Regions from separate parts of the Homo sapiens genome. Here region 1 is linked to region 2. A link is an interaction called in ENCODE POLR2A ChIA-PET data of the cell type or tissue named here. Cell type or tissue: MCF 10A. All regions are shown on one strand. Each heading gives the region's core, and the rest is flanking DNA. Links, peaks and the distances in the headings are about the cores only. Region 1 has its middle 23 kb from the start of ZNF648. Region 2 has its middle 15 kb from the start of CACNA1E.

What was found. Peaks named below come from ENCODE experiments on the same cell type or tissue, not always from the same donor. Only the 100,000 strongest peaks of a DNase experiment are listed, where the experiment ranks them.
Region 1: POLR2A ChIA-PET joins it to region 2 with 5 read pairs; 2 of 35 experiments call an interaction of 5 or more read pairs at or near these places.

Annotation. Positions count from the first base shown.
Region 1 is chr1:182,076,396-182,092,652 of GRCh38, reverse strand. No RefSeq gene overlaps it. Among named protein-coding and RNA genes, the nearest start is that of ZNF648, 23 kb to the right of the region's middle. RefSeq lists an enhancer at 7,281-7,330. In MCF 10A, for the core only: CTCF peaks have their summits at 7,568 (motif pointing left) and 8,125 (motif pointing left); DNase peaks (open chromatin) are centred at 7,552 and 8,052.
Region 2 is chr1:181,460,294-181,476,550 of GRCh38, reverse strand. It overlaps a transcript of CACNA1E not described here. Among named protein-coding and RNA genes, the nearest start is that of CACNA1E, 15 kb to the left of the region's middle. In MCF 10A, for the core only: no CTCF peak of the experiment used is centred there; a DNase peak (open chromatin) is centred at 6,560.

The sequences.
Region 1 (16,257 bases), core at 6,804-9,303, 610 kb before region 2:
AGGGACAGACCTAAGACTCCTTTGTTCTTCTGACTCAAACAAAGCTTTAAAAAGGCTCCTGTGTTAACATTTTTCTGATATCTTGGTTCAACATTCTTAACATGACTCTTCAGCTCTACGTCAGTCTTTTCTATTTTTATGTTGTTTTTGGTCAGTGGCCACTCTTTCCACCTTTCGTACATGTTTTCTTTAAGACTGAGCTCATCTGAGTTTCCTTTGTAGCCACTTGGTCCATTTATTTGCTTCTGTTTATTAAGATGGCCTTTTCAGATTTCTTGCACTCTTCTTTCATTTCAGGAGCAGCTGAGATCACGCTGCTAAAACCTCCTCCTTGAATGCCCTTCAGTGGGCACTCCTATTTGGTTGATTCTACCACAGTCACGTTCCCTGTCCAATGTGGAGGTGGTGTTGGGAGGGGCTTTCCAGCAAGGGTGACATTTCCCAGTCCCATTTATGATGGGGGAGGCTGGTGGTGGAGTTCTGGCCAGTGGGATGTAGGTGGGAGTGATATGTACTGCTCCCAGGACTAACCCAAAAAGCCTTCCAACTCTCCACACCCTCTCTGCCTCATCTGCTGGCTGGATGTCTACACTCCAGCTGATTTTGGAAGCTGCATGTTGCATATGGCAGTGCCTCCATCAGCCTGGGTACCTGAGTAATTCCTTTCCAGATTGTATTTTGCAGAAGTAAGAAGTAAATTTCTATGGGTGAAGCCACCAGGATTTGAGAATTTGCATAGTACAATAGCTAGGATACCTTAACTAATATAAATTCTGTGTCAATTTTTCCATAAGCCTATTCAAATCTCCTCTCTAGAGAAGTCTACTGAGAGCAGGCTTCTCTTCCCACCACTGCTAGCTGTGTGGGAAAGTGGGTGCGTGCCCCCAAGAGCCTCATGGTCTTCCCTTCACAAGTGATCCTTCCCCATCACACGAAGTCCACCTCATAATGTCCCTCGTTGGACTTTCTGCTTCTGGGAGAGAACACTGTCCATGAAGCAAACAAAAAAAAATGAAAGGTAGAGGCAGCTCGCTAAGCAGCTGGGTGGAGTAAGGGACTACCTGGACCCTATCAAGAAGGAGAGGAGAACAAGCAGCGAGAGTGTTGAGGGAGGGGTCTGTGTTTGGTTCTTCCTGTGAGGGAGCCTGGAACACACGCCAAGCTGTGCCAGAGACTTCATTCCACCCTTGGGCCAGGCCAAGAACCAGGCACTTGTCCCTTCTGCATCTGAGGCAGCAAGAAGCTGCTGGCAGCCCAGTCACTGAGTGCTTGATCTGTGCTTTGTGCCGCCTTTGTGCTGTGATGACAGTCCCAGCGTTCCCAGGACAGTTGGTGAATAAGAGCAGAGTCCAGAGGGAGGAGAAAGTGGAACCAGGCTGGCTGGACCCTCAGCCATAGAAGCTGCTTCCTAGAAGGCCCAGTTCAGGTGCATAAGAACCTCACAGTGGAGCTTTCTGGGACAGTGGGTGTGGCCAGGGGCCCTGGAGATGTGGCAACTAGTTTGTCCTATTTGGAAGTAATATTAAACAACAATAAACACTTACTTATAAAGCATGTACTAAGTGCCAATCCCTGTTCTGAGTGCTTCACACAAATTAACTCAGTGAATCCATAAACAAACTCTGTGAGGTGGATGGCATTCTAATCCCATTTTACGGGTGAGGAAATTGAGGTCTATGGAGGTGAAATATCTTGTCTGGGATGCCATAAGTAGCCTGAGGTGGAGTTCTGGCCCCTGAGTCCATGCGTTAGGACCCCAAAGAGCAGGGCTGATTAACACTCACCAACAGAAGGCAGGAAAAGGCTTGCTTCAAGCCTGACACACAGTGAATGCTAATTGCACCTTGCCTCTCCTCTTCCAGCCGGTTGCCATGCTGGGATTCTGTAGGGCAACTAGCACCGTTCCAGGTTTCAAAGAAGGAGGTGGCCTTTGTGTGGTGTCAAAACACTGAATTAGAAATCAAAAGACCTGTGTCTCCGTTACCTTTGTGGTCTTGGGCAAGTCACTTAAGCAATCTGACTTCTAATTTCTGCATCTATAAAAGGAACATATGCCCCTTATAGGTAATAGGGAAAGCCTATTACCACTGTCAGCCCTTGGTAGCACTTAAATGAGTTGGTTGAGTATGGATCTGACCCAGGATTCAATTCTAGGTGGATGAGATATTGTGGGACAGGTAGGGGCCTCTCAAGTGGGAGGGACTGTAGTGCATTAGTGTTTATTTTGAGCATTGATGCCCACAGAACTCATTGCACTTGGGCCATCACCTGCTCCAGTCCTCAAGAACAAAAATCTTACCGTCCCTGAGCAGCCTAGAGCAAGGTCATACAGATGACGTGCGGGACAAAGCCTCACTTGGGCAGAGGTGGCTCTTGCCCGCTCAACTGTGAGATGCAGGACAAGCCCTGAATCCCACAGGGTTTACCTCGAATGCATGCCCTGGGTTAGTGAGTAGTCATCGCTGCATGAGGAGTCCCTGCCCACAGCTGCTTCCACCGTCTGATCATTCCCCAGAGACCACATTCAAACCCCAAAATTGGAGCTGACAAGTTCTTATTTTTCTTTATTTTGTAATTGCTGTTACTTCTGGGGCTTGCAATGAGAGGAAGGATTGGATAATAGGCTTCTGGCCTGGAGAGATGAGATGGGAATCTAGTTAGTCTTTTGGCCTCCACATGAGGTTTTCATGGATTTCATATTCACACCTCATTTGGGGTCTGAGACTGTGGGTGATTTTGTCCCCATTCCTGCCCACATCTGTCCAATGGGCTGTTACAGTTCTTGGGGTCCCCACTCTCTGGACATGGTCATGCTCAGCAGGCCCCTACTCCCTGACTCCTTGAGCCAAGAAGGCCATTCATGTGGTTTCTCTGTGCTGCAGGGCACTGTGTATGTACAGGGAGCACAGGCCTTAAAGGAGGGGCTGTGTCTTTGTTGAGGGTGAATGTGTGATGGATGCATGAGGTTTCAGTCATGTCAGCCAGTGCCCATTTAAGCAAACACCCAGGACTAGATGGAGCAGGAAACCATGAGCCTCTGTGGCTGACTTGGGAGATACCTTCTTTCTTTACAAGTCTGTTCTGGAGTCAGTGGTGCTCCTGCCACTTCAGCTGGGCTCAGGACACCGAGTGCAAGATGCAGTTTCAGGATCTGGAATCCACAGCGCTAGTGGGCTGCTCAGGGGAGGCTGGGAGAGGTGTTTCTCTCGCAGATGCCCTGGATGGCATGGGTTCTGCTAGGTGGCTTGGTGAAGGAAAGGGCAGGATCCGTCTCACACATTCCAGGCACTGTGGGGGTCAAATATGAAGAGCAAGCTTACTTTTTCCCTCTGATATTTCTCTTGCCTTCTATAAAACAGAATGTATATTCCCTTCCTGCCACTCATCAGAGCATCTTACAAATATTGACTCTGTGTGCTAAAGGCCTACCAGGGCTGCAAGGGCCCAGGGAAGCTCAGCCGAGCTCTAGGGCAGATGTTAAGGAAAGGGAGGAAGAGGACCTCTCTCAGGGCTCCTGTCACAGAGATGCTAGGGAAGCGGCCATCAAGAACTGCCAGAACAGCTTCCTTACAGCCAACGATGCTAGCCATGGCACCCAGACCCAGGTTATGGAGCCCACTGGCTCTGCGGATTCCAGATCCTGAAACCGCATCTTGTATTCGGTGTCCTGAGCCCAGGTGAAGCAGCAGGAGCACCACCGACTCCGGAACAGACTTGTAAACACACTTCATCTAATGGATGGGCCCAGCTCTGTGCTAGAATTCAAAGCTTAAATGAGACTCGGGCTTGCTATTGAGGAGGCACAAGTCAAGGGGAGGAAACAGGCCCCCAAGCAGAGATAAAGATATACACGGTGCTTCACCCAACCCACAGGCAGGAGCACCCTGTGCTTCTCTGCAAGGTCAGCAACTCAGGGGATGCGACCTCTGCCACAGCTCCACAGGGTCACTTCCCTTACTTTCGGAGGAGCACCCATTGGGCACTCAAATCAACACCCTGGGTTTAGCAGCCACTCTGTGATCCCAGCAGCACGGGGTGCTGCTGGAAACCTAAACATTTATTCTTTCACTCAAAACGCTGAGCGCCTACCAGGCGGCACACATTGCACTGAATGTCAGAGCCAGAGATCCTAAGGCTCTGAGGTGGGGAGGACAGAGCTGGAGGCAGATTACACACCTTAAAATGTGGGTGCAGAGGTGGGCAGGGAACACCACTGGGATGTGCCCATGAGGATGAGCCAAGACGGAAGAGCTGCGACTTGTTTACCAAAAGGCATTGACGACTCGATGCTCCGTCTTCCGTGGGAATTCACCCAGCTTTGTTCAGATGTTACTACCTCTGCCCTTCCCAGTTCCTACCCCATGAAAGGGCATCTGAAGGTGCTGACATCAGAAATGGCAAGTCAGGACACACGCAAGTTCCACAGGGCTTCCTGCTGCCCCGCCCAGCCTCTTTGCAGCCGCCTCCTGCAGCCCCAGGCACAGGCCTGACTTTGGTACAGTTGAAGTAATGCCCCAGTTTTGCCCTGGGCTGGGACTGCCACCTGGGGCAATAAGGGTGGTTGTTTTCCCCTGTGGTTGCCCTCCTGGTTACCTTAGTGACTCATGGAGGCAGTGGGCCAGCCTGGGACAGAGGAGCAGGGGTCTGGTCCAGGGCCAGCCTGGGGCTCTGATCCGCGGCTGCCCCAGATGTCCAGATCTGACCAGGAGCTATGAGGGAGGAGCCTGCTCCCATATAGCCATAACTTTTCTGTTCTGAGCTCATCAGTGTGGCCTGATAAAGTCTACAGAGAGGCCCTCAAGGAGGAAGAAAGAAAAGGCAGGGAAATATACTTTTTTTAGCTAGAGCTCCATCAGCGAGTACAGAAAGAGAACATTCTCCTAGGAGAAAGCAAGGCATACTCTGTCCTCAAGGTGCCATTTTCCCCAAGCAATAGAGGCAAGGCCAGATGAGCTGTGGAGGGGTGGAAGATGAGCTTGTGGCTCCCCACCCTGTCCCTTGCATGCACACCCACCCTCAGGGGCTGCAGCTGGGGTGGCTGAGAGGGGAATCCCTGGTTCAGGCTTTCCTTGTCTTACACAAACTGAGAAGGAAGCCTTGAGAATGCTGGTAGTGCATGCAGGGTGGAGCTGAGAGGGCGGAGAATGAGGTTTTTCACCCACCCTGTGGGCCCTCCTGTTTCCTCCACCCTCCCTGTAATCTCAAAACATCCTGACTTCACTGAGCAAAGGCCCCAAGCTTTTCATGGAAGAGCAGCAGCTTGCAATAGCCCCAGAGTCTGAAGATAACATCTCCCTTGCGGTGGCAAGAAAAGGCAAGGGTGCTCAGGAGAGTGCAAAAGTCCTCAGGCCCCAACCAGAAGTTCTGCCTCTGAGGTCCTCAAAGACACGGGCTCCATCTCCTGCTGTTCCCGCTTTGATTTTAGGGTGTTGCTTTGCTGTACTGGTGCCAGTAGCGGCCACACTGCAACTCTGCTTCAGGCACAAGGATTGGGGTGGGACCCTGTGTCCGCTCTGAGAGCACTTCTGCCTCCAGCCCTCTCTTGGTCCTTGTCCTTCATGTCCTTTTTTGGTGTGAACTGGGTTCAGGAGAGAAGCCCAGGCCCTGACATCTGTGGTCAATGCACACACTCCAGGAAGTTGTCTTAGGGATCAACCAGGGGCACCCACAAAATGGACTGGGGATCATGACTGGCCTTTCCAACCCACAGACCACCTTCATTCCACTCAAAATAGCGCAGCTCTGACTCTACTTAAGAAGGACGCTCTGATAACATGCTGGTGACTTTCACCTAGAAATGGAATCCATCCTTCAGGGCCCGGCCCCCTTCCTGCCTCCATGATGAAACCTTCCTGTCCCTTCCTGTCAACCCTGAGGCGCCACCACCTTCTCCTTCCCGTCATGTACTCACAATAGTTAACATCCACGGCTCTCTTCCCCTGCACTAGGGGCTGGGATGGGGATGGAACGGGGTGCCCTCTATCCCTGAGTTCCTTCCCATGCAGAGATGTAGAAACAGTCATCATGCATGGTTCCATGAGAGATTCCAAGAAAATGCACAGCAGCTGCAGGAGTCCCCAGGTAGCATCTGAAAAATGATTTCCTGAAACACATAGGGTTTGGATGGCGGGGTCAGGAGAGGAAGGACTTTCTGGCAGAGTGTAGATGGGAAACAGTGGATGGATGTGCAGGGAACCACCAGGAGCTGGCCCCGCCAGAGTGGGTCCCAACCAGGCCAGCCATCCAGTGGGCGCCATGGGCACCCGAGCTTTCCTCCCCCGGGCTTCACTCTCTTTGACCACTTTCTGCCCAGGGCCATCTGTGGGCAGTGACTTGGGGAGGCTGCAGGAAGAAGGGACAACAATTGAGTCACTTGTTGTTAAAACCAAAAGCCCGCCACCCCAGCCAAGATTTTCCACATGGGGGTAGCCCTGCCAACGTGTGCCCCCAGTCAACATCAAGATGTCCCCCACAGGCCTCAATGTCACGAAGGACTCCTGAAAATACTGCCTGTTTGAGAGGGGACAGAGACTAACTGTGAAATACTCCTCAGTTTCCCTGCTGCTTACCCAAGAGTTGGGTTGAAGCTCAGCCTGGGGCGCCACTGCTGGGGTGAGGTGGGCTGTGTCAGGCCAGCCACTCATGCCAAAGCTGAAGATAGGATGAGAAGGAGAGAGGGAGTGCCCACTGGGGGGCATAGGGCTGTGCCCAGGAGGGCACTGCTTGTCTTTGCAACCTAGCAGCCATCTCTGGCGGGATGCCTAAAATACCTCGGTCAGCCTCCCAGCTGAGGGAGAGCAGGAGGCGTGCGCTGGGGTCTGCATTAGGTTTTCACAATGGATAAAATCAGTTCTGTGATTGAAAGGCGAGGCCTTGGGAAATTAGTCACACAAGGGAGAATTGTGCCTGCCTCCATCAGAATCACCTGAGGATTCCCAGGAACCATCCAAGAGACTCTGATGCAGGGGTTCTAGGTTAAGGCCTGAGTCCCTTCTCTCCCTCCCTCCCTCTCTCCCACTCTTCCTTCCTTCCTTTCCCATGCAAAGCCCCTAGCAAAGCTTAGAATAAGAACATGTGGGGCTGGGTGTGGTGGCTCACGCCTATGATCCCAGCACTTTGGGAGGCAGAGGCAGGAGGATCACTTGAGGTCAGGAGTTCGAGACTAGCCTGGCCAACATGGTGAAACCCTGTCTCTACTAAAAACACAAAAATTAGCCGGATGTGGTGGCGGGCATCTGTAGTCCTAGCTACTCAGGAGGCTGAGGCACAAGAATCACTTGAACCCAGGAGGCGGAGGTTGCAGAGAGCCATGATCGCACCACTACACTCCAGCCTGGGCAACAAGAGCAAAACTCTGTCTCAAAAACAAACAAACAAAACCACGTTGGATCCACACATGGCTATAGATCCCTACTGTGTGCAAGGCAGCTGGCATCCTGGCCCTCTGAGACTGGCCTAGGGGAGGCCTCCTGGTGACTTCCTCCCAGAGCTAGAGAGGCGGTGTCCTTTGCCTCTGTCCTGCTGAAGGGAGTCCCTCATCCAAGGGGCAACGCTGCCACCTCCTGGTCAGTCTTAGAACTGTCCCCCACTCTGAATGCCTGGTGTAAATAGAGGCAGGGAGCCGGGAGAGGCCTCCCTGTCCTCCTTCTCTGGCTCTGCGTTTGAATATCTTATTCTAGGAAGTGGAATGTCCCCCAAACACGCGCCTCTTTTGGTGCCTCTTGTTTAAGTCTATCTTCCCTGGGAAGCCACTAGTCAACAAGTGGATCTCACTTACCCACCACTTTGCCTTGAATTCAGTGCAAGTCAGCATGTGTTTGTGGAGCACTTGATATGAGGGGGCTGGCAATACAGAGGACAATAAAGCAAAGCCCCACTTTTGCAGAAGGGAGTGAGAAGTGGGGGTGATTCATGAATATGAGTCACTTCTATCTGCGGTGATGTCTGAGCTGAGTCCTGAAGGATAAGCCAGCATTAACCAGTTGAAAAATGGAGAAGATTCCAGGTAAAAGGATGAGCAAGATGTGAATTGCTGGCCTTTTAAATAGAAACTTAATTGCTACATTTTTAATGCACCTCTTTGCTGCCCCCAAGAGGACAGACTACAAACCTTTTTTTCCCTCAATTTCTGGGCAGGTTTAAAAGGTTAAGAGAAAGGAAAAACAAGTTTTTCAGTTGCTAATCATTAGGGTTTAGGGGCCCTCCAGATCTATGGTGAAAAACAAGAGGGAGGCCTGGGTTTGAGAGACAAAGCAATGCAACCCAAGGAAGCAGGAGGCAGGGAAGATGCCTCCCCTAGTAGACAGTTCTCTGGGTCAGTGTGGGGAGAGGACTCCAGGCCACTGCCCCACCCTGGTCCCCGCAGAGCCCCAGAGAAGTATCAAGCCCCAGAGGGAAGTGTCTGCATAGTGCCAGGAAGCTCTGGATGTCAGCCTTACAATGAATTCCCAGGTCCTCAGAATGGCAGAGATGCATCCTGAAGCCAGAGACCTGTGATACAGGCTGAAAGAGCCCCAGATGTCACCCTTGTAACCCACTTGGACAAATGCCCAAGGATCAGCCTCCTTGACTCTGTGAGGGACTCGCGAACCTTGACATTGTCCCAGAAGTAGAGAAATACCAGTTCAAACCACAATGAGGAAATAAAGGAACTCAATGTTCTTGTACCAGGGTTTATAGCAGATTCATATAGGTCATGGGTGCAAAGGAGATCAAGACAGGGCCCCTGTTATTGAAACAATTAGAGAGAGAGCAGTACACTTCTCAGTGATTTGGAGCAAAAAACTTGTCCTCTTGACCTTGGTTTAATTTTCAGTGACAGGATGAGGAGGATGAGCATAGACTCTCGAAGCCCTTTCCTGCTGTAAGAGTCTATGGGAATGCAGATCACATGTACTGTGAGAGATGGGGGGAGACACAGGGTGGGTCAGAATGACCAGAAGAGTCTTCGTGAATGTGATTTTGAAAACTGGAAAGAGGTAAAAGAATTTTGGGTGGTGGGAGTGGCCTGTGCAGATGACAGACCAGGCCTGGCCAGTTGGAGAGGGAGGTTCTATGGAGGAACAGCCCGGAGACAGCAGGAGGGCGGTGGGTGGGTGTCAGCACTCTCCCTCCCTTTAGTAGAAAGGGAAAAGACAGAGTTCACAGTGGAGAAAATAGGAAACATGGACCTGAGAATCCCTACTATATATATATGCGTGTGTGTATATATATATATTTTGAGACAAAGCCTCCCTCTGTCATTCAGGCTGGAGTGCAGTGGTGTGATCTTGGCTCACTGCAACCACCTCCCCCTGGGTTCAAGTGATTCGTGTGCCTCAGCCTGTAGAATAGCTGAGATGACAGGCTTGTGCCACCATGTGTCTATTTTTTTTGTATTTTTAGTAGAGACGAGGTTTCACTATGTTGGCCTGACCTCAGGTGATCCGCCCGCCTCGGCCTCCCAAAGTGCTGAGATTACAGGTGTGAGCCACCATGCCTGGCCCCCAACTATATTTCTAGCAACTTTCATGTTGAGCAGATGCTCCCCAAAGCCCTTCCTAAACAAGCCCTCAGACATTTGTGCTTCTGCCCTTGACTGGTAGAGACATGTAACATGTGATGACTGTGTTTCCATTGACACTGTGTGTACGCTCAGGGAGAAAGCACAGGAAGGCTGTGGGCTGTACGGACACCACCATGCTCCAGAGCTCCCTGCTGAGCCAGCCAGTGGGAGCTGAGGGCAGGCAGTCCATGCTCTGCTACCTCCTTTCCCTAGAGCTTTTCTTTAGATGCCCCCAGTCTGGTCAAAAACAAGCATTCTGAGCTGTGAAATGTTCTGGTCAGTGATCCCAGAGAAGTTTTATAAAGTCTTGAACACAGCCAGATATGCCTCAGTCCCACACTGTTTGAACCTGATTTAATCTTACTCTGACTACTTAGAAGACACCAACTTTAGAGGTGGTATGGGTGTTGGTATAGACCATGGGCTCTGGAATCAGACTCCAAGGGTCTGAATCTTTGCTCTGTCACTTATTAGCTATGTGACAAAGGGTAATTTACTTAACCTCTCTGTGCCTGTTTCCTCTTGTACAAAATGGCGATGAAAGCATCTGCCTGTGTTGCTGTGACACGGGCCTGGCACCTGCTAAGCACACAATAAATTTAAGTCACGGTCATCTCGCAAGGCATCGGTATTACTCTGTAGTCTCAAGTTAGAGAAAGGAAGTCTGAAAGCTTATAGTTTGGAAGGGGCCTGGGAACATTTTATAGTGATTCCATTCAATTGTTCTCTTGCTTTTTATCTTCTTGTCATTAGGATAACATGGAGAAGGTGTCCCAACTACAAAGCTGGTGAATGAAACTGTCTGGGTGGTGGGTGGGAGGCCACTAGTCCAGGACGTTCTGCAGCTCTGGCAGTTCTACGATCCTAGCCAATTTTCGCCCAGATAGCACTAGGCCTTGTCTTGTGCCCCAGAAGGCTGTGGTCACTGCGCTCCCAGATGGCAGCTCTATACTTGTTCTAGGGCTAAACACAGAAGGGGCCAAACTTGATAATACTCTGCTTCTGGTCATAATTCTTCTGCAAAATTGTTATATATACCTCTTTATATATAAAGACAAAAACTCATCCTTTAGTGGCCTCCAGAGACCCCGGGAAAGAGCCCAACTCCATAGCATGTCCCGCAGGTCTGCTGTGGGACACTCACCCCTATAGCATCATCCCCATATCCTGCTACATTCCAGCCATCCTGACCAGCTCATGGCTCCCCACACTCTCTCAGTAGCCCCCACCCTCTCCTCATTAACTCCTGATCATCCTCAGGCCTCTGTTTAGCCATTTTCTGAAACTCTCCCACTGCCCACCGCCCACCTCCACTACCACCCCCACCCCCACCCCCACCCCCCCCCACCACCCCCACTATGGTTCATTTAATAGTTTCTCCTGTGTGCTCCCATGTGCTCTGGGTTTACCCCATTGAAGCCCTTAGGGCACTTTCAAACCATCTGCTCCCCTCTTTGCTTCATCTGACTGTAAACTAACTTGAAGATAGAAACTGTGTGTGGATTCCTATTGCTTCAGTGGCACCAAGCACAGCACCTGATTTAAAGAGGGTGTTCAGCAAGATTTCTTAAGGAAATGACACTCAACATGAGACTTAAGGGTTTGGGGTGGGGAAGAGGTACAATTTCAAGAAAGGAAAGAACATGGCAGCAAGTGCAAAGCCCCCAGGGTTGGAAAGAACTTGATATATCCAAGGAACATGCTAAGGACAGTGTGGCTGGAATGTAGAGAGGTAGCGGGCAGGTGGCAAAGGATTTGGTCTGGAAGGTTCAAAGCATGGTGGGAAGTAATTGAAACAGGTTACACTGGATAGAAACAATATCCTATATCCTCAACATCTTCTCTTCCCCTTTTTGCTCTCATGAAACATGGCTCTCTTCTGAGAATAGCTCCTTCTCAAGTGGAGGATTAATTTTCTCTTCCACATCCCTCCTACCACTAGGTGGGGCAAGTGTCTTCCTCACTCCTTTGCTATTTCAGACCATTCTTTCTCTCTTAAAGCTCCCCAGCTTTGAATAAGCAGCCTGTGGCATCCACCACTCCTCCATGAAGTCTCCCACAAACCCCAGAGGGCTTCCTCTCATTCCTTATATGGATCTCAGCACCTGGTTCACCATCATTTTCACCAACCCCACTTGTCATCATTCTAAGAACTACAACTCTGTGGAGCTGGCTTTTTGCTTCCCTGAGTCTGTGAGCTCCTCTTCTCCAAGGATCTTGTCCTTTACTGTATCAAATATGCAAATGGCCCAAATCTAAAGCTTGTCCTCAATAACAACTGCACTCCCTCTGCAGTCTCAATTTGGTGCAACTCCCTCTCTGGCCAGCACCTCCTTAAACTTCCCAGCTCGCTGCCCCTGAAATCCCACCACCACCCATCCTTCCACCCAGGGGAAGTCTGGCCCTTCCACCTTTTAACTCGTCCTGCTCCCCTCAGGCTCTCTCTCCGCATCTGACTTGGCTTCAATTCCATGCTTCATCACATTAGTCACTTCTTTTTCATAACCCCTCATCTTTATACCTTTCTTTAGTTTCGTTGTATTTGTCTGGCAAAACTCTAACAATGGTGAACTCCAAGCTTCTGCCCACACAGCCAACATGTTGGGGGAAAGCACACCATCTTCCTGGCTGGCCTAACTTCAATTCATGACCACTAACCTTGCATGGGCCTTTATTGCTACCTGGCAATTATGAACCCATTCACTCTGCAAATGAATATTTTATGCCTTTTTTCTTTTTAGACTTCCCACACTTCCTCCACTATCATCCATCTCAGCCAACGACCTTGCTTCTTATTTTGCTGAGAAAAAGCAACCCTAGCAAGAGTACTTCCTCAAGCTGCCACCTCCACATCTAGCCACACCCTGTGCCTGTGTCCATGACTTCCGCTCTCCTTTTGCTGTGGACCAGCTGCCTGTGCCGAAGCCACTCCTGTACAGGCCCTGAGTCCCATCCTCTCTTACTTTCCCAAGGACACAATCCTATTTCTCTATTCCCACATAATCACTCCTTGAATAATCTGTTTAGACTCACAGACTACAATTCCTCTCCTCCCTTAAATCTACTCCAATCAGGTTTGATCCCCATGTAGCTTAATTGGATGGCCAATTCTTAGTTCTCATTAATAGGAACTCTCAGTAGTGTTTGACATCATGTGGCACTCCCTTCTCCTTGAACCATTTTCTTCCCTTGATCTCCAGAATATCACAGACATCTGACTTCTCTTCAAACCTTTTGTCCACATCTTTTCACCTCTTTTGCTGGGCATTTCTCATCTCCCCTACTTATGAACATTGGACTGGTCCAGGGCTCAGTCCTCGAATCTCTTCACTGTATACGCTCCCTCGGTGACTCATAGAATCCGATGGCTTTAAGTGTAATCCACACGTTGATAATTCAAATTGTATTTTCTACCAAGATCCTCATCTTGAAATCCAGATGCCTCTCCAACTGTCGCATCAATGTTTCCAAGTGGAAACCTCATCCAAACTGAAGCTCCTGGACTTTCTCTCCTAAACTCTGTTTCTCCCACAGTCTTCCCCTGCTCACTTAATGGCAGCTCCATCCTTCTGGTTGTTCAGGCCAAAAACCTTAGAGTTGTCCTTGACTCCTCTCTTTCTCTCACACCCCATAGCCAATATATAACAAAATCATGTTAGCTCTAACTTTAAAACGTATCTAGAAATTGACCATTTCTCACCATTTGTGACAACTCTGGTCCAAGCCACCATCATCCCTCACCCAGATTACTGCAAAGACTCCTAACTGATCCTCCTGAGTCCACCATTGCTCCCATCAGCTGTCTTAAAATAGTAGCCAGAGTGATCTGGTTAAAATATTACTCAGAGAAAATGCCAAACTCCTTTCAATGACCTGCAAGACCCTATGTGATCTGGCCAGGACTTTACCTCCTCCTTCTCTTCCCACTGCCCATTCCATTCACCTAGGTGTCCTTGACCCGCACATTTCAGGCCTCTGTACTGGTTCTTTCCTTTCTGGCTTCTCCCAGATATTTGCACATCTTACTCCCTTGCCTCATTTAAGATTTTGCAAGAAAGTCAGGTAAAATACACAAAATATAAAATTAACCACCTTAACTGTTTTTAAGTGTACAGCTCAATGATATTAAGTACAATGATCCTCTATTTACAATGGCTCAACTTAAAATTTTCGACTTTACAATGGTGTGAGAATGTACCACATTCACTAGAAACTGTACTTCAAATTTTGAATTTTGACCTTTTCCCAGGCTAGCAATATGCAGTGTGATACTCTCACAATCTGGGCAGCTGCATCAAGCTGCGGCTGTCAATCAGCCACGCCATCACAAGAGTAAACCGTGATACTCTCCCGTGGACTGTGATGCAGATGATTCTGTTCAACTAGAGGCCAATGTAAGTGTTCTGGACACGTTTCAGGTGGGCTGGGCTCAGCTGTGATGCTCAATAGGTTAGGTGTACTAACTGCAATTTCCACTTAGAATTTTTTTCACTTATGATGGGTTTATCAAGATATAACCCCATCATAAGTTGAGAAGCATCTGCACATTCATATTGTTGTGAACCCCCATCTCCACCATCCATTTCCAGAGCTATTCTCATCTTATAAAACTGAAACTCTATACCCATTTAAATAGCAATTCCCCATGCCTCTCTCCTTCAGCTCCTGGCAACCACCGTTCTACTTTTTGTCTTTATAATTTTAACTACTCCAGGCACCTCATGTAAGTGAAATCATACAGTATTTGTCTTCAGTGTTATTGGCTTATTTCACTTGGGATAATGTCCCCAAGGTTAATCCATGTTGCAGCTTATGTAAGAATTTACTTCCTTTATTTATTTATGTATTTATTTTTATTTTTATTTTTTTTGAGATGGAGTTTCGCTCTGTCACCCAGGCTGGAGTGCAATCGTGCAATCTCGGCTCACTGCAACCTCCGCCTCCTGGGTTCAAGCAATTCTCTGCCTCAGCCTCCTAAGTAGCTGGGATTACAGGCACCCACCACCATGCCCACCTAATTTTTTTGTATTTTTAGTAGAGATGGGGTTTCGCCATGTTGGCCAGGCTGGTCTCAAACTCCTGACCTCAGGTGATCCACCAGCCTCGGCCTCCCAAAGTACTAGGATTTCAGGCGTGAGCCACCGCATCTGGCTTTACTTCCTTTTTAAGGCTGAATAATATTCCATTGTATGTGTATACCACATTTTGCTTATCTGTTCTTCTGTTGAAAGATATTTGGGCTGCTTCCAGATTTTAGCTATTGTGAATAATGCTGCTATGAACATGGGTGTACGAATATCTCTCCAAGACCCTGCTTTCAATTCTTTTGGGTATCTACCTAGAAGTGGAATTGCTTGACAATGATACTTTTAACTTTTCAAGGAACCACTATACTATTTTCCACTGTGGTTGTACATTTTCACGTTTCCACCAACAATGGACAAGGGTTCCAGTTTCTCTGCATGCTTGCCAACACTTGTTATTTTCTAGGGTTTTTCTAATGGTAGTAGTCATTCTAATGGATGTGAGGTAGTATCTCATTGTGGTTTTGATTTGTATTTCCTGAATAATTAGTGACGTTGAGCATCTTTTCATGTGCTTATTGGCCATTTGTATATCTTCTTTGGAGAAATGTCTATTCAAGTCCTTTGCCAATTTTGTAATAAGGTTGTTTGGTTTTTTGTTGTCGAGTTTCTGGAGTTCTCTATGTATTCTGAATGTTATTCTCTTATCAGATATATCATTTGGAAGTATTTTCTCCCATTCCGTAGGTTGCTTTTTCATTCTGTTGATAGTGTTCTTTGATGCACAGAAGTTTTTAATTTTGTGAAGTCCAGTTTGTCTATGTTTTCTTGTGTTCCCCAAGTCTTTGGTGTCCTATTCAAGAATGTATTGACAAATTCCATGTTGTAAAGCTTTTGTCCTATGTCTTCTTCTGAGTTTTACAGTTTTAGCTCTTATATTTATATCTTTGATCCATTTTGAGTTGATTTTTGTATATGGCATTAAGTAAGGGTCCAACTACAATATTTTGTAGGTGCAGGCCCAGTTTTCCTAGCACCATTATTTGAAAAGGCTATCCTATCCTATTGAATGGTCTTGGCATCCTTCTCAAAAATAATTTGACCATATATGCAAGGGTTTACTTTTAGGCTCTCTATTCTATTCCATTGTCTATGTCTGTCTTTATGCCAGTATCACAGTTTTGATTACTGTAGCTTTGTAATAAGTTTTGAAATTAGGAAGTGTGAGTCCTCCAACTATGTTTTTTCTTTTTCAAAATTGTTTTGGCTATTTTGAGTCCCTTGAGATTCCATAAAAATTTTAAGATTTTTTCATTTCTACAAAAATGGTTATTGGGATTTTGATAGGAATTATATTAAATTGGTAGATTGCTTTGGGTAGTATTTACATCTTAATAATATGTCTTCCAATCCATAAACATGAGTTGTGTTTCCATTTACTAAGTCTCCTTTAATTTCTTTCAAAGATGCTTTGTAGCTTTCATTGTACAAGTCTTTCAGCTCTTTAGTTAATTCCAAAGTATGTTCTTCTTTCTGATGCCATTGTAAATGAATTTGTTCTCTTACTTTCTTTTTAATGTTGCTTACTGTTAGTGGATAGAAATATTGTTAGTGGTTAGAAATGTGTGTTGACTTTCTATCTAGCTTCTTTGCTGAATTTGTTTATTAATTCTAATGGCATTTCAGGGG
Region 2 (16,257 bases), core at 5,201-7,700:
TGATCCACTCCCTACATTTCACTCTTGAAGATAATGCCGCAGTAACAGAAAATGCAGCTCACAGCTGCAGTCAAGCCTAAAGGGGCCCTGAAGGCCCAGAGAAAGAGAATAAGATTCCACTGCACCCACCAATCCTGCCTCTCCAAGAACCCTTTGTGTTGGAATCATCAGCAGATTAAGCCACCACCTGTCCATCACCACACCCTCTCTCTCCCACTCTCTCCTACACTGAGCAGCTGGTTACACCCACCTAGTATAAAATAATCAAAGGGAAGAAGGCATTCCCATATGATATGGACTTAAGGCCAGTTTTGAAATATATACCTGGGCAGGCCATTTACTAGCTCTGCCCCTTCCACTCCACAGAAATTGCTCTAAGACTACCACTGAACCCCTGATGGTCCCTTTTTTTACCCTCCTACTTGACCACTCTGCAGCATTTGACACCACTGACCTCCCCCTCTCCTCAGAGGTCATCGTTCTTGGCATCCCAGCCACCACATCTCCCAGTTTCTCACCGTTTCCTTCTCTTCCTCTTACTGCTCTCACCTGTAGGGCACCCATGGGTCTGTCCCCAACCCCTTTCCTCTGTCTGACTTCTCTCCCTTCAAGATTATATCCTTACCTGCCATTTCAACTACCCCCTCCACACCACATCTAGCTCCTAGACCTCACCTTTCGCCTCATTTCCAGACCCAGGTGTCCAATGAAGTTAGGGGTAGCTGCATATGGATTGTCCCTCATCCCCAGACTCAATATGTGTAAAAGTGACGTCATTGTAAATCCTTCAAAGCAAGCTCCCCCTCCCAAAATGCCAGTTGCTATGCATGTTACATTGTCATCACTTCGGTGGCTCCCCACTGCCTATAAAATGGCCAGACACCTTAGCCTGACAATTCAAGGCAATCAGAATTCAACCTATCTTTCCAACACTATCTCCTCACGTACCATAGTATGAGGTACATAAACAAACGTGTCATGCCCATTCCTGCCTCAAAGCCCTGCTCACAGCGCCTGCTTCACACTGCCCCAAAAATATTCTTCCTCTTTTCTGCTTCTCCCACTCCTAGGCATCCTTCTATGCATGGTCCAGTTCAAATCTGCTCTCCCACAAAGCCTTTCATAATCTCTCCAACACTGACCTGTACCTCCTATAAACTCACAGAATTTCTGTATCGTTCATAGTACTGTTTTATCACTGATATTGTCATAACTGTAACTTTGCCATTATATTCATATTTAGTTTTTCAATTATGTATGCCTTGTCTCCTCAACTATGGTGTAAGCTTCTCAGGAGTAGAGGACATATCTTTCTCTTTGTTCTTTTACCTAGAGTGCCTGCATTATGTTATCCTCATAGCAAGCCTTTGCAAAATAAATTGTCACTGAATGCATGGATCTCCTGCAACTGTTATTGGTGAAAAAGAGCTTGGGCATCAATCAGGTATCTGGGCCCTGTCTGAGGAGCTACCCTTCCCCTAACACATTCTAGCTCTGACTAGAAGCCTCTCTCTGCTGCCAGGTGTTCCCAGCTGTTTCTTGTGAGTTGAGTGGACATCAACCCAGATGATATAAACAGGAATAAATATATATCAAAAAGGGGTATTTACTTCCCTTGTAGGAAATTAAGTGCCTCTAACTCAGGGGTAACTTCTCCAGCACACTAACTGCCCAAGCACCATCTTATCAATCATTAAACAATAGGGTTCATTGTCTTATGAGGAATATTTCTTGCTCTTAGAAACGGAGTTGAAATAAGATCTGGGGAATCAGTTATTAAAAGGAAACAGCTCCCCACCTAAAGAATATTTTGAGATCCCTTTCCACAGAAAATTAAACATAAGATAATAAAGTCCTGCTTCAAAAAAAACCCATATCAACTACAGTATTAATTCGTTCTATCTCTTCTTTACAAAAAGGCAAATGTCATCATGCCTATTTCTCTTATGAAGAATTACATATGAAAATGACACACACGTTTGCAAAGACATGCACTAGATTCTGATGTGATCTCACGTTCTGCCAGCCAAGTGTACAAACATGCAGGTTATCTTCCCATGCTACGGGAAGTTTTCAGACAGGCTTAATACAGTACATTCAAATGTGAAGAATTACAGGCTCTTTTGCAGGTTTCTGAATATTCCTAATGTGCAGTTTACAAATTGGAAAGGTGGAAATGTAATTCTCAATCAAGAGAGAATTTCTGAAATCCTCCTAACACCACTGACAAGCCAACTCCTTGGACACACACATATACATGCACTCAAGATTTAGCTTTTTCCTTTAAAGGCTTGTATTTTTTCACAAAACCACCCCATCACTGGATCATATTTTTCAATAATATTCTTCCATATGTAGTCAAGTATTAATAGAATAATTCAAAGTTTCCAGTTATGCTACTTTCCTTTGTTTAAATAATCTCTATTTTCATATTGCAAATTCTGGAGCTGTAAAAAAAAGAAAAATGGACATGGATCAAACAAATAAAGAATAATTACAAAGAAAAGTATAGGTGATGCTGTTTATAATATTATTTGTCCTAGGTATTAAATACTTACAATGTGCAAGGCTCCATGCTAACCAGATTCACTTTCCTTATTTCTCAAAATAAGCCCATGTGGCAAGTGCTATTATAAACCCCATTTTACAGGAAGAGAAGCAAGACTGAAAGGAACTAAGTAACTTCCCTGATGGTCACATAGGTGGTGGGTGACATAGCAAAAGATCAATCCTAGGTCACCCTGACTTCAAAACCCATTATCTTAGCCACTTTAATTCATCTCGCTGATATCATTAATAGAAATTTGAGCTAGAGAATAGAGATTTCATGATGATTCTACAGTTCCAAGAGGCAAGAATATATCCAGACTCTACAGATGGTGCCGAAGGGCCTCAGAATAAATGAGTTATCAGGGTGGAAACAACACCAGGAGGCTTGCACCTCAGTCCTGGTTGGGTTTATATCCTTACATGCAAAAATGGCAAAAGTAGTACCTGCCCTCTGAATCGCATGGGGCTACTGATAAACCAAATGTGATGATACATTCGTAGCCCAACCTGCTCCTCCTACTGCTGCTGTCATTTTGCATTGCAATATCCCAGAGCAACAGGAGTCAGATCAAGAACTGAGTGCTAATTCAAAAATTATTTCAACCCTTCAAAACTCTCAAAATTCAAAGGGTATGCTATTGCCCATAATTTATGCATAATTAGCATGGTTTTACACCATTTACTTGTTTTTCAATGAATGGCTAAGTCTATCCAAAATGTCCCAACCCTGAGCTCCCTGGTAGGCCAGCCTCAGTTAGCTATCTGCAAAAGGTATCAGCCAAACTCTGGAGAGGTCAGTAAGGGAGTTCAGGGAGCAAGGGGGAAGGATAGTTGTTCAGTCATAGAAAACAAGGGTCTGCTGCACCGGCGATACAAATACTATGCGGTGTTCAGCAAATCAAAGGGTAGCACTGTTCCTACCATTCAGGAACATCGATCCTGATCATTAGTTCTGGCTTTAATTTTTTTTCACAAATACTTCTGCTGCCAGCCCATGCCACTAAAGGACTCAGCGAATTTAAATCCTCCTGCATCTCAACTAGTTTTCCTGCCTGCACTCCAGCAGGTAAAACACCCACAGACTCACAGTGCTCTGGGCTGTAGAATTCACAGGAGTCTATAATGTTCAGGTTATTTTTAAACTTTCAGGCCACTCTCCCTCCCCATGAACAGCAGGCCTGCCATTTAGAACGGTGTTTAACCCACACCCCACCTGCTTTGAAACTTCAGCTTTTTGTGTTAAAAGAAGCAATACCTCAAGTGCGCGCGCACACACACGCACGCGTGCATCTAAAACCTGAAGACAGTCACCAGCTCACTGGGGCTGAAAGACCCAGCTCACAGAATGATGTTGAGATGGTAGAGATGTGTATTAAAATGCTTTGTAAACTCGGTGTCATGCCACTGTAGGTGGTATTACTATTATATTTACAGGTACAGATACCAGGCATTATAGGTGATGTCAAAAGACAACTTCCTTTTTTAAAAAATAAATTTTATTGTGTACATTTGAGATTTACAACAGGATGTTATCGGATACATATAGATAGTAAGATGGTTACTACAGTGAAGAAGATTAACATCCATTATCTCACATAGTTACTTTTTTTGTAACAAGAGCAGCTGATATCTACTTATTTAACACAAGTCTCTAATACAATACAATTTTATTAATTTTATTCCACATGCCCCACATTAGATCTCTAGACTCATTCATCCTACATACCTACTTTGTATCCTTTGACCTACGTCTCCCTACTTCCTCCTCCAGTCCCCACCCCCCACCCACTGGTGCTAACCACTGTTTCATTCCCTTTTTCATTCTACATATGTGAGATCATGCTGTGTGTATTTCACTTAGCATAATGTCCTCCAGGTCCATCCATGTTGGGGCAAATGGCAGGATCTACTTCTTTTTTACAGCAGAATAAAAATCCATTGTGTGTGTGTGTCTACATACACCACATTTTCTTTATCCATTCATCCATCGATGAACATTTTGTTTTTTCCATATCCTAGTTATTGTAAATAATGCTGCAATGAACATGAGGGTGCAGATACCTTTATGAGGTGGTGATATCAGAAAAGGGATTACTTTCACTGAGGGTGAAAGACCCAGTTTACAGAATGATACTGAGATTGTTGATATGTATGAAAATTCTTTGTAAACACAGAGTGTCACACCACTGTGGGTGGTATTATTGTTATATTTGCAGGGACAGACACCAGGCATTATAGATGATGTAAAAAAACAAACTTATTTCCAAAAGGGAATTATATCACTATAATCAAAGCATTCACGGCCCTTTATTTCCCCAAGAGCCGCACAGAAGTTGGCTAAGAGGTGTTAGGTTATAATTTTCTTCAAATTAATTACATTTTTTTCTTAATTGAAAAACATTGGGAGAAAAGGGAAAGAAATTCTGAAAGCAACTCAACCAAAAGAGTATTAAGTTAAAAAAAAAATCAAAGAAACTCTTCAAAGCAGCAACAGTAACCAACATCTGTGGAAGGCTGAAGCACTATATATGTGTTGCCTCGTTGATCTGCACAAGAATCCTACAACATAGGTATGGTTAGCTTCAACCATTTCCCAAATAAGGCGAATAAAGATCAGAGAAACTAAGTTCCTACACTAAGATCACACAGAACTACACTTGGAGCCTGGGCCTGCCAAATGCCAGAGACTACATCTTACTACTGCCCTTTGCTATGGTTTGAATGTTTGCATCACCTTCAAATTTCATGTTAAAACTTAATCCCCAATGCAGAAGTATTAAGAGGTAAAGTCTTTAGGACATGATTAAGCCATCAGGGCTAATCTTATGGATGGGATTAGTGTTTTATAAAAGGGCTGGAGAGAAGTAGCTAGGCCCTTTTTGTCCATCAGCTGTCTGCCATGTGAGGATACTGCCATCAGCTACTCTGGAGGAAGCAGCATTCAAGAAAGCAGAGACCGTGTCCTCGACAGACATTTAACCTGCCAGCACTTTGATCTTTGACTTCCCAGGCTCCGTAACTGTGAGAAATAAGTTTATGCTGTTTATAAATTACCCGTTCTAGAGTATTTTGTTATAGGAGCAAAAACAGACCAAGACAACCTTATTGCAAGAGACAAGCTGAAGGAGAAATTGTAGCCTGGAACTTAAGACTAGTTGAGGAGAGTTTCAAGGGCCTAGCGTAGAAGAGCAGGGGGTCACTCAGGACTTGATAAGAGCCAAGCAGTAGGCCCAAAGCTTCCTCCAAGCCATGGCCAAAGGTGAAAAGATAAAAAGTCCCTTTACCTGGGAACTGTAGGCTTTGTGTGAACTACAGATCCCCACATAGCCACTTGGCCATCAAGGCTATGGGGAACAAGATGGCACAGACAAAAATCAATCATAGAAGGTCCCCAAATGTCCTCTCCTTGGTTATATACCTCTCAGGGGAAAAGGCATTGTTGCCACAGTGCCCTAGGAACCTATTAGAAAATAAATCAAGGCCAGATGTGGCAGTTCACGCCTGTAATCCCAGCACTTTGGGAAGCCGAGATGGGAGGATCACCCAAAGCCAGGAGTTTGAGATCAGCCTGGGCAACATAGAGAGAATAGAGAACATAGAGAACATAGAGAATCTGCCTCTACAAGAAATAAAAATAAAAATAAATTAGCCAAGTGTTTTGGCACATGCCTATAATCCCAGCTACTCAAGAGGCTGAGATGGGAGGAATGCTTGAACCCAGGAGTTCAAGGCTGCAGTGAGCTGTGATCACAGCACTACACTCCAACCTGGGTGACAGAGATCCTATCTATAAAAAAAAAAATATTTTAGAGACTCCATCTCTAAAAAAAATTAAAATAAATCAAGCAGCTCGCTCACGCTCACTTGTGTGCTCTCGTGCTCTCTCTCTCGCTTTCTTGCTCTCTTTCTTTCTCTCACGCTCTCTCTCTCTCACTCTCTCTCTCTCACTCTCTCTCTCTGTAAATCTTTTAACCAAAACTCCTAACATGCAGGAGGGATGACTCACTGGAAAGCCTCCTCCACTCCCCCTCCCTCCTCACCCTCTGGCTGAAGCACTAAGAAGTGATAACATGATAAGGTGGCTCAACACTTTTACAGCTAAATATGTTCCAGGGAATTTTTTCACCCCAAAGTCTGTTTCCCTGGAGGCTATTAGGGTGTGCACACATTCTTATATATTGGGACTCAGCATGAATTGGCTTTCCTCTTCCTGCCTCCCTCAGGAGCATTTCCAAACTCCTCCTTCTACCTCCCTAACTGCTCCTTCATCTTCTTCACCTTTCCTTCTCCTGCCTCCTAAATGTGAACATTCCTCAGATCCCGGTGTCTGCCTTCTTCACTATGTATGCACTCTCTCAGTGATCTCATCCATATGGATGGCTTCAAATAAAGCTAATATCCAGAAGACTTCCAAACCTTTATCTTCGGCTCTGTTTTTTGTTGGTTTTTGTTTTTGTTGTTGTCTGGTACTATATTCACCATGGCTCAAATGGGCACCTCCACCTGGATGACCTGACAGCACCATGAATCAGTTTGTTTAAAAGCAAACTCATCCTCTTTCTCTACAAACCAGCTCCCTCCTAGGTCTCTAATGCTGTTTGCAGCATTGCAGTCTCCCCCTAACTCGGGCACAAAACTTTGGCTGCATCCTTGACTCCAACTCCCACAACAAGCATTCCCCAAGCCCTGTCATTTTTCTCTCTATGCCACAGTCACAGTCTTCCTGTCCTTGCCATTTGCACCACCACCCCTCGAGTCAGTATTACCTTCCATTCAGGAGATGGGCAGAGTCTCCTCATCCATCTTCCTCTTCCAGGTTCTACCACAAAAATTCATTGCACAGCTCAACTCTGACCCTATCTCACCTTTCAGTGCAATAAAATTGAAGCGCTTGTACAATGTTGTATCCCCAATGCCTAGAACAGTATCTGGTTAAAAAAAAAATTTTAATAAATTTTTTGTTGTTGTTGAATGAATGAATGAGTTTTCTAGTGCCTATCAAATATAACTATCCAATCATAAGATCTTATCATCTTAGGGTTGAAAGAAAACTTAAATGTCATCCAGTCTAAGTCCTTATTACCTGCCATTATGCTCCTAGCAATATCTCCTACTACTGCTCCAATGAAGCAGGACTGTTAACCCTTCCCTGAGAACACCTTGTAATTGACCTCCTCCATATCATTTCTCATTTTCTTTCTCCCTTCCTTACCCCTTCTTCCATAGCCACCTGCCAAAAAATTATTTAGACTTAAAAGCCCAGCCCATATGCTACCTCCCTTATGAAGCAATTTGTGGTCATATGACAAAAGTGATCTCTCTCTCCTCTGAGTACTGCTGGCACTTTATGTCACCCTGCCTCAGATACTGTGGTGTACACATCTTGGCTCCCCACTATACTACAAGGGGCTTGGCTCATTCATCTTTGCATTCTCCATAGTAACTAATGCACTGCCTTATGTCTAGTGGACTCTGAATACATGTTTATTAAATGAATGAATAAATGCATAAATAAATGAATGGAAACTATAAACAAAGCCAAATGGACACAAGCAGGACATGGACTCCTTAGGATCTGCACCATGTTGGGAAGGTGCTGTGGGAGAAGCTACAGCTGATAAAACCATTCTGGAGACAATCAGTTCAGCTCAAGGAAGCCTGTCCTCAACCTTCCCTTCACAGGTGCAAGTGCAACTCGCAAACCTAACATGACAAGACCAATGACCCAATGCGTGGAGGCAGACACAGTGGTCACCGTGAACCTGCAAAGCTCACATCTCGAGTACAATATTTTGTTCTTTGGTAGAAAATTGGGGAACATTTTCAACTAATTTCATTTCCTCCATGTATCTAGAGATGTGATGTGGGTTGAAGTGCTCTCTGTTAGACAGATGGGTAATAACCTAATCTAGCCACACACATCAACCTCTTCTTCTAACCCCTCCATGTTGCAGATAAGAAAAGACATGTAGAGAAGGGTGTCTTAAGCTCAGCATTATTGGCATTTCTGAGTCACATAATTCTTTGTCATAGGGGATGCCCTTGCACTGTAGGATATTCAGCAGCATCCCTGGCCTGTAGCCACTAGACACCAGATATACTTCCCCCACTCAGCTGTGACAATCAAAAATGTTTCCAAACATTGCTAAATGACCCTTGGGGCCCAAATCACCTCCCAGTTGAGACTCCTGGTGTAGAATAATTAAATAGATTGCTCTAGCTCATAGGACTCATCAACATCATGACCAGGAATGCAGGAACCCCAGTGGAATGCATTTGCCTCACTATGTACACTTTCATTTTCTCCCTCATATCTAGTAAGTCACAGCCTTTGAGAGTTGGAGTGAACTCAGAGCTGCACCTCTATTTTTCTGATGGTCTCATAGGCCTGCACAGGGCTCCATGCCTTAAGATAAAAGAAACTGAAGGGACAGCAGAGTCTGAAGGGACAACCCAAGCTGAAAAGAAAAAGTGACCTCAACCTGACATAATCAGCTTAAGGCTTATCAACTAGATTTCAAATAAATAGGATTTCTCCTGACACTTTGGATCCTAAGAAATTTGGTCACAAGCCCTGCAAAACAATGTTTCCCCCTCAAATCAGCTATGTCTGCAGTGAAAACTCCTACACTCATGCTTTCAACTCAACCCTGTGTACCCTCATCCCCTGCTTTTCATTCTGTTTTCTTTCCCTTCTTATTTATAAAGCTACAAGAAAGCTTGAATCCTTCAGCTTCTCTGGTCAACAACACCCTTTGAAAGCTTTTCTTCTAGAATTTGTCTTCACTAGAATTTGAGAACCATCTCCTTGCTTTCTGAATCTGATCTTTCGTTTCCTAAAAAGGCTCGATCACTTCAGGCAAGATATTTTTGGGAGCTGCTGGTAAGGACTTACCAATGATCACTTTTCTAAGTGAACTGCCATTAGCTAAGCACTCACGTACCATCTGAGGGGGCAGAAAGTAATTGCCCATTAATGCACTGCTGTTTCTCACCCACTTCCTTCCTCAAATCTTCCCCTGTGCTGTGTCCGGCACTCTTACTAACCTCTCCATTAGGAACATCTAGTTTCAAGTCTTAGAAGACTGTGTGTATTTCCCAGGGACTATTTTATGCTTTCCTATTTTATTCTCTTTGTAAAAGTCATTCAAGGATTCAGTACTAGAAAGATGGCAGAATAAGAAAATCTCTTGCTACACATTTCTAGAAAAACTGATAAAGTACAGAAATATATTTTCAAATATATTTGAAAAGATATATTGCTGAACTTGAAAGATATAAAAGGAAATCCCTAGGAGGAATTGAAATACAAAGGAGGAAGCGTGTGAATTGAAATTGCAGCTGTCCCATAGGCAGTAACTAGTCCTGGTAACAAAGATTTAATGGGTTGGGTTTTTTATGTGTTTTGTTTTGTTTTGCTTTGCTTTGCTTTGTTTTATTTTTTGTTTTGTTTAAGACAGAGTCTCGCTCTTTCACCCAAGCTGGAGTACAGTGGCCCCATCTCAGTTCACTGCAACCACCACCTCCCAAACTCAAGCGATTCTCATGTCTCAGCCTCCTGAGTAGCTGGGACCACAGGCACACGCCACCCACACAAGGCTTAATTTTTTTTTTTTTTTAAGTAGAAATATGGTTTTGCCATGTTGGCCAGGCTGTTCTCAAACTCCTGGCTTCAAGTGATCCACCAGCCTTGGCCTCCCAAAGTGCTGGGATTATAGGCATGAGCCACCATGCCCAGCCTAATGGGTAAGTTTTAATGTCCACTCAAGAGAAGTGATAAGGTCTTTAGACCTTATGTGGACAGAAGTTGGAACTAAGATTCTGCGCTAAGCTATAACCCTTAAAGAACTGTACCTTCAGTTAAATAAACTGCATGAAAATCAACTCTACAGCAAAAATAGATAACAAGGAAGCTTCTGTCTCTGAGTGAATGAGAAAAAGCAAAACCCTGAGAAATCAAAACTCAGGATTGTGTGTGACATGGATTTATGGGCTGAATTTACATGTTCAGCGGGATTCAGGAACACTTAGGCCAAGAAAATAACACCCCTGGGTCAAGTAAGAAAACCAAACAAAACTACTCTATTAGGCTACTCTCACAATCCTGAGTACACTGCATTTCCATGGGGAAAACAAGCACTACTAAACATGACTTGTAATCAAAATTTTTGAAGCACACAAGGAAATAATCAGCATAAGGATAAGTTAGCTAATACAAAGAACAAGAAGATTAAAGCTCCAGTACTTGAAATAATAGAAAAGATATGTAAAGAAATAAAATAATAGAATGCAATGAAATGAAAAAAAGATAATTTGAAAAAGTGGCAAATACAAAATTTCTTGTAATAAAATATATAATCATTGAAATTAAAGGCAATAGATAGGTTAACTATTAGATTATATATAACTAAGGAGAGTGTCAGTAAACAGGAAAACACATATGAGGAAACTCCACAGTATACAGCCCAGGGAGATAAAAATAGAGAAAATATGATTAAAGTTAACAGACATGGAAGACAGAATGAAGAGACCCAAAATATATCTAATGGGACTTCTATAAAGAGATCATAGAGACTGCAGAAAGACAATATTTGAAGATCTGTAGGATAAATTTTCTAGTATTGATGAAAGATATAAATCCTCCAAGTCAAGAAATTCAATGAATTCTAAGGAGGATAAATAAAAATAAATTCAACCTATACACACATATTCTAGTGAAATATCAAAAGATCCAAAAATATGAAGGAAAAAATCTTAAAAGCATCCTGAGAGGAAAGACAGATTACCTACAAGAAGCAGCAATTAGATTATTAATTATAATAATAGAGGCCAGGCCAGAAAGTGATAGAATAATATCATCAAGTGTTGAAAATAGCTAAATTATGACTCGAAATAAAGACTTTTCCAGGAAAATAGAGAGTTTACTATACAAGTTCAGGGGAAATAAGTACTATAAGACATTTCTTGGGGAGGAAATTTAAATGGAAGAAAAGAATGGTCTGCAAGAAAATGGTGTGAGGAGCAAAAGATATTAGTGGATATAATGACAATTTTATTTATATATATATAATGTCTAATTTATGAATACATACACAAAAAAGGAACTAAATTACTAATCAACAATGCCACGTAAAGTGGGCAGGATGGTCAGAGGTAAGGTGGTGTTCACAGGGAACACGGACTAAGTCAAGACATAGCTGTAAAGTGAAGTATCAGTCTAGGACACCCACTGAAACTCTTTCTATTCAGTATTGGACTTGAAGTACTGGTTAATGTAATAAGTAAAGAAAAAGAAAGAAAAGGCATATGGATTATAAAGGAAAAAACAAAGTTATCATTATTCACAGGTGATGCTGCCTGCATCCAAAATATAAGAGTTGCCTACAAAAAAAAAAAAAAAGCCACTCACAGTAGTAAGAGAATTCTACAAAGATGGTGGACATGAAATCAGTGTACAAAAGTACAAGTTCTGGTACACCTAAAACAAAGACTCAGAAAAAGTAATGATAAGAAGACACCATGCAAAAGCAACAAAACCATAAGGTACCTAAAAACAAACCCAATTAAAGATGTAAAGAAAAATTTTCAACTCTCTTGAGGGACTTTAAGAAAGCTCTAAACATAAGAAGAAATAAGTCATGCCCAGGGACTAAAAAAAAAACAAAAAACGAAGTAGCTTAAATATGGCAAGGCTCCCTTAGGTTAATCTATCCATTTATTCCATTTCAATTAAAATCTAATCTTTTTAGTGAAATGTGACAAGGTGATCCTAAAAATCATATGATGAATAAAGAGCCAATAGCCAAGACAATTTGGGGAGAATTAATATACCAAAACTACAAAGTTATAAAAACTAAATTAGTGAGACATGGGTGAGAGGGATATACAAATAGACCAGTGGAATAAAATAAAGTGCCCAGAAACAGCAGATAAGAATTGCCTACTCACTAAATGGTGTTGAGTCAAAGGACTAATCATAGCAGAGAAAAAATAGATAAAATTAGAGCCCACCTCACACTATACACAAAAATTAATTCCAGATAGATTAAAAGAGCCAAATGTGATATGCAAAACTGTAAAAAATGTTATTTAAAAAATATAAATGACTTCTTTTTTATCTCAGTATGTGGAAGGAATTTTTTAATGAGAGAAGATGAACAAAAATCATCAAAAAAATGCAGATACATTTTACCACACTAAAATTAATAACTCTGTATGACAAAAAGCACCATAAACAAAGTGAAAAAGACAAGTCATGTGGGGGAGAAGATACTGACAACTCACGAATTCTATCTAGAACATATACAAGATTCTCAGAAATCATAAGAAAAACACATACTACCTCATAGAAATATGGGCAGAGGATAGGAATCTACAGTTCACACAAGAGGAAATCCAAATGGCCAACAAACATATGTTCAGTGCTCAATTTCATTAGTAATCAGGGAAAGTGCAATTAATGCAATAATTGGATTCCATTTCACACCCATCAGATTGGCACACTTTAATAATTCTGAACATCTCAAGTGATGTTGAAGATATATAGAAATGGGAGTGCTGCATATGATATGCAGAGTGGAAATGACACATTCACTCTGAAAAGCAATGTGTTAGATAATACAGTAGTCCCCACCTTATCCACAGTTTCACTTTCCATTACCCTCAGTCAACCAGAGTCCAAAAATATTAAGATAATTTTAGAGAGGGAGAGAGAGCCCATATAAGTTATGTGAATAGCTTTCATTACAGTATATCACATAATTGTTCTATTTTATTAATAGTTATTATTCATCTCTTCCTGTGTCTAATTTATAAATTAAACTTTATCATAGGTATGTATGTGTAGGAAAAATATAGCATTTATAAGATTTGATACTATCCACAGTTTGAGGCATCCACTGGGGGTCTTATCCCCTGCAGATAAGGGGGAACTACTGTACCTAATAAAAGTTGGAAATGTGTATTCCTAAACTCAGCAATTCCACTTTTAGGTATCTTTCCCAGAGAAAATCTCACACATGCACCCAAGAGACATGGACAAGATGATCATTTTATCTGTAATAACAAAAAATTATAGCAACCTAGCCTCCCCTCAGAAGGGAAGCGAATTAAGAACCTGTGATTTATTTATACAATGGAGTTCTATGCAGAAAGTGAAATAATGAACTCAGTATGCATGTAATAATACTGGTAAATCTTAAAAACAAATGTTCATTTTGCTGCAAAAGGACACATTCTATGTATCACGTAAATAAAACTTTAAAACTCAAAAAATTCATATACATGCTTTTTCATAAATGCACATGTAGTAAAATTACAAAAATGCACATGGTAATGAAATATCAATCTCAGAGGAGTGATGACTTCCGGAGCAAGGAACAAAGAATGAGCATACAAAATGCATCTGTAACATTGTATTTATTTGAAAATGGGAGAGGGATGAAGCAAATATGGCAAATATTATTATGTATTTAATCTTGGTAGTGGGTACGTGGGTGTCTCTTGTTTTCTATACAAATGTTCGAAATATATCATAATTAAACTGTGTTTAGGAGAAGTTCAAGAGACATTCTTACTAACTGAAATACCCAGAGTTGGCAAAGATGAGTGCAATCTCATTCACTGTGGGTGAGGTTGGAATTAGCACAACCTTTCCTGAAGGAGGTAGGGCAATACTTCTCAAGAGTCATAAATATGTGCACAGCCTATGCCCCAATAATTCTAATCCTAGGAATTTCTCCTTATCAGGTCATTAGACTTGCACATGAAGATGCATTTATAAAACTGGTCATTGGATTGTTCATTTGAATATTAAAAACTACAATCTTTTTGTATTGTAAGTGAAAAACAATAAGGAACTTGTTATCAAATCATAAGAATCACATAAGAGAATTCTTGCAATTATTCAAAATCACATGGTAAAACTATATTTAATGACACAGTACACTGTTCATAATATATTATTAATCAGTAAAGCTGGTTACAAAAGCAAGATGTGCACCCTATAATCCCCATTAGTATAATAAGCTGTATGTGGGTATATGTATGTGTGTGAATATACATACAGGTATGTGTGTAGGGAAAAAAAAGCCTAGAAGGATATTTATCCATTATTAACGATCAGTTGTACATGATGGCATTACGGATAATTTTCATTTTCTTCCATATGCTTTTCCATATTTTCTATAACAAATGTAAAATACTTTTGTAATTTCCCAAAAAAAAAAAAATCTAAGATGGGCCTGAGATTCATATGAGTTGTTCACATCAGCCACCCTCAGAAATTGATGATTTATTCTGCAAGAGCTGGTATTTTTGGTTGAGCAAGTGAAGAAGACAGCATCAAGGGGAAAAATGCCCCAGAGTTTGATTGCAGAGGGAAGGCACAACTGCCTGAAGTATTAGAAACTATCATCTATAAAATGGATTGAACAACACTTTTTTTTTTTTTTTTTTTTTTGAGATGGAGTCTTGCTCTGTCGCCCAGGCTGGAGTGCAGTGGTGCAATCTCGGCTCACTGCAAGCTCCGCCTCCCAAGTTGATGCCATTCTCCTGCCTCAGCCTCCCGAGTAGCTGGGTCTACAGGCGCCCGCCACCACGCCCGGCTAATTTTTTGTATTTTTAGTAGAGAGGGGGTTTCACCGTGTTAGCCAGGATGGTCTCGATCTCCTGACCTCGTGATCCGCCCGCCTCGGCCTCCCAAAGTGCTGGGATTACAGGCGTGAGCCACTGCGCCCGGCCCAACACTTCTTTTAAACTATCTCACAGGGGTACTATCATAGTCATTCATAAACCGATACTGTTTTGACCCTCTCAAAAGAAAGGGCTCAGTTCTAGTCTCCTGAATAACTCCAGAGGAATGTTTTGTAATGATCTGTTACCTCCCTTAATGGCAAAAGCTCCAGTATCTCCAGGTTAAACTCTAGAAGGAAGTCTACCAGGTGAGGGCTAAGGTTGCACCCACCTCAATTCAATCCCCACCGTACTTCAGCTTCCCACAGGATTTATTTACTATGAGTGGAGTAAAGAGGGTATAAAGAGCATGTATCAGATATTTTATACACCCAAATCATTTAACTCTCACAACTCCAGGAAGTTAGTGTTAATTCCCATATTGCAGATGAGAAACTTAAAGGCCACATACCTAGAAACGGGTCAAACTAGAATTCAAACTCAGGGCTGGCAGAATCCAAGATTCAGACTCATCTTATTAAGCTAAATTAATTTTCATTAATGGAAGCAGTAGTACATTTTTAGCCATGCATCCCTTTCTGCAAAAGAAATACTACTCTAAGTGTAAATGAATTAAACAGATGAAGGCGGAGAGTTACTTGATTCAACTAGGAGCTGAACCCAAGCTCCTTCCTCCTGAGGGAACTCCATGGATGGGTTTGAATAAAAATGTCCTGAGGTTTCTGTAAAGGTCTTCAGTTCTCCCCAGCTGAAGTCTCTCTATGTTCAACAGGTGATGAAGGTCCTTGGTAGGTTGTAATTTGTTGTCTTGCTGAACCACATATTTGAATTTCAACCATAACAGCTGCTGTGCAAAGGTGTGGGTCCTGTTCCTGGCCCACTACCCAGTATGCTTCTCAGTACAGCCTTGTCTTATGGTTGCCCTTCACAAACACACAGGCTCATGACCACCACTGCTCCCACTCTGGTTCATGCCATCATCCATCTCTCCCCTGAACTGTGATAGTAGCCTGC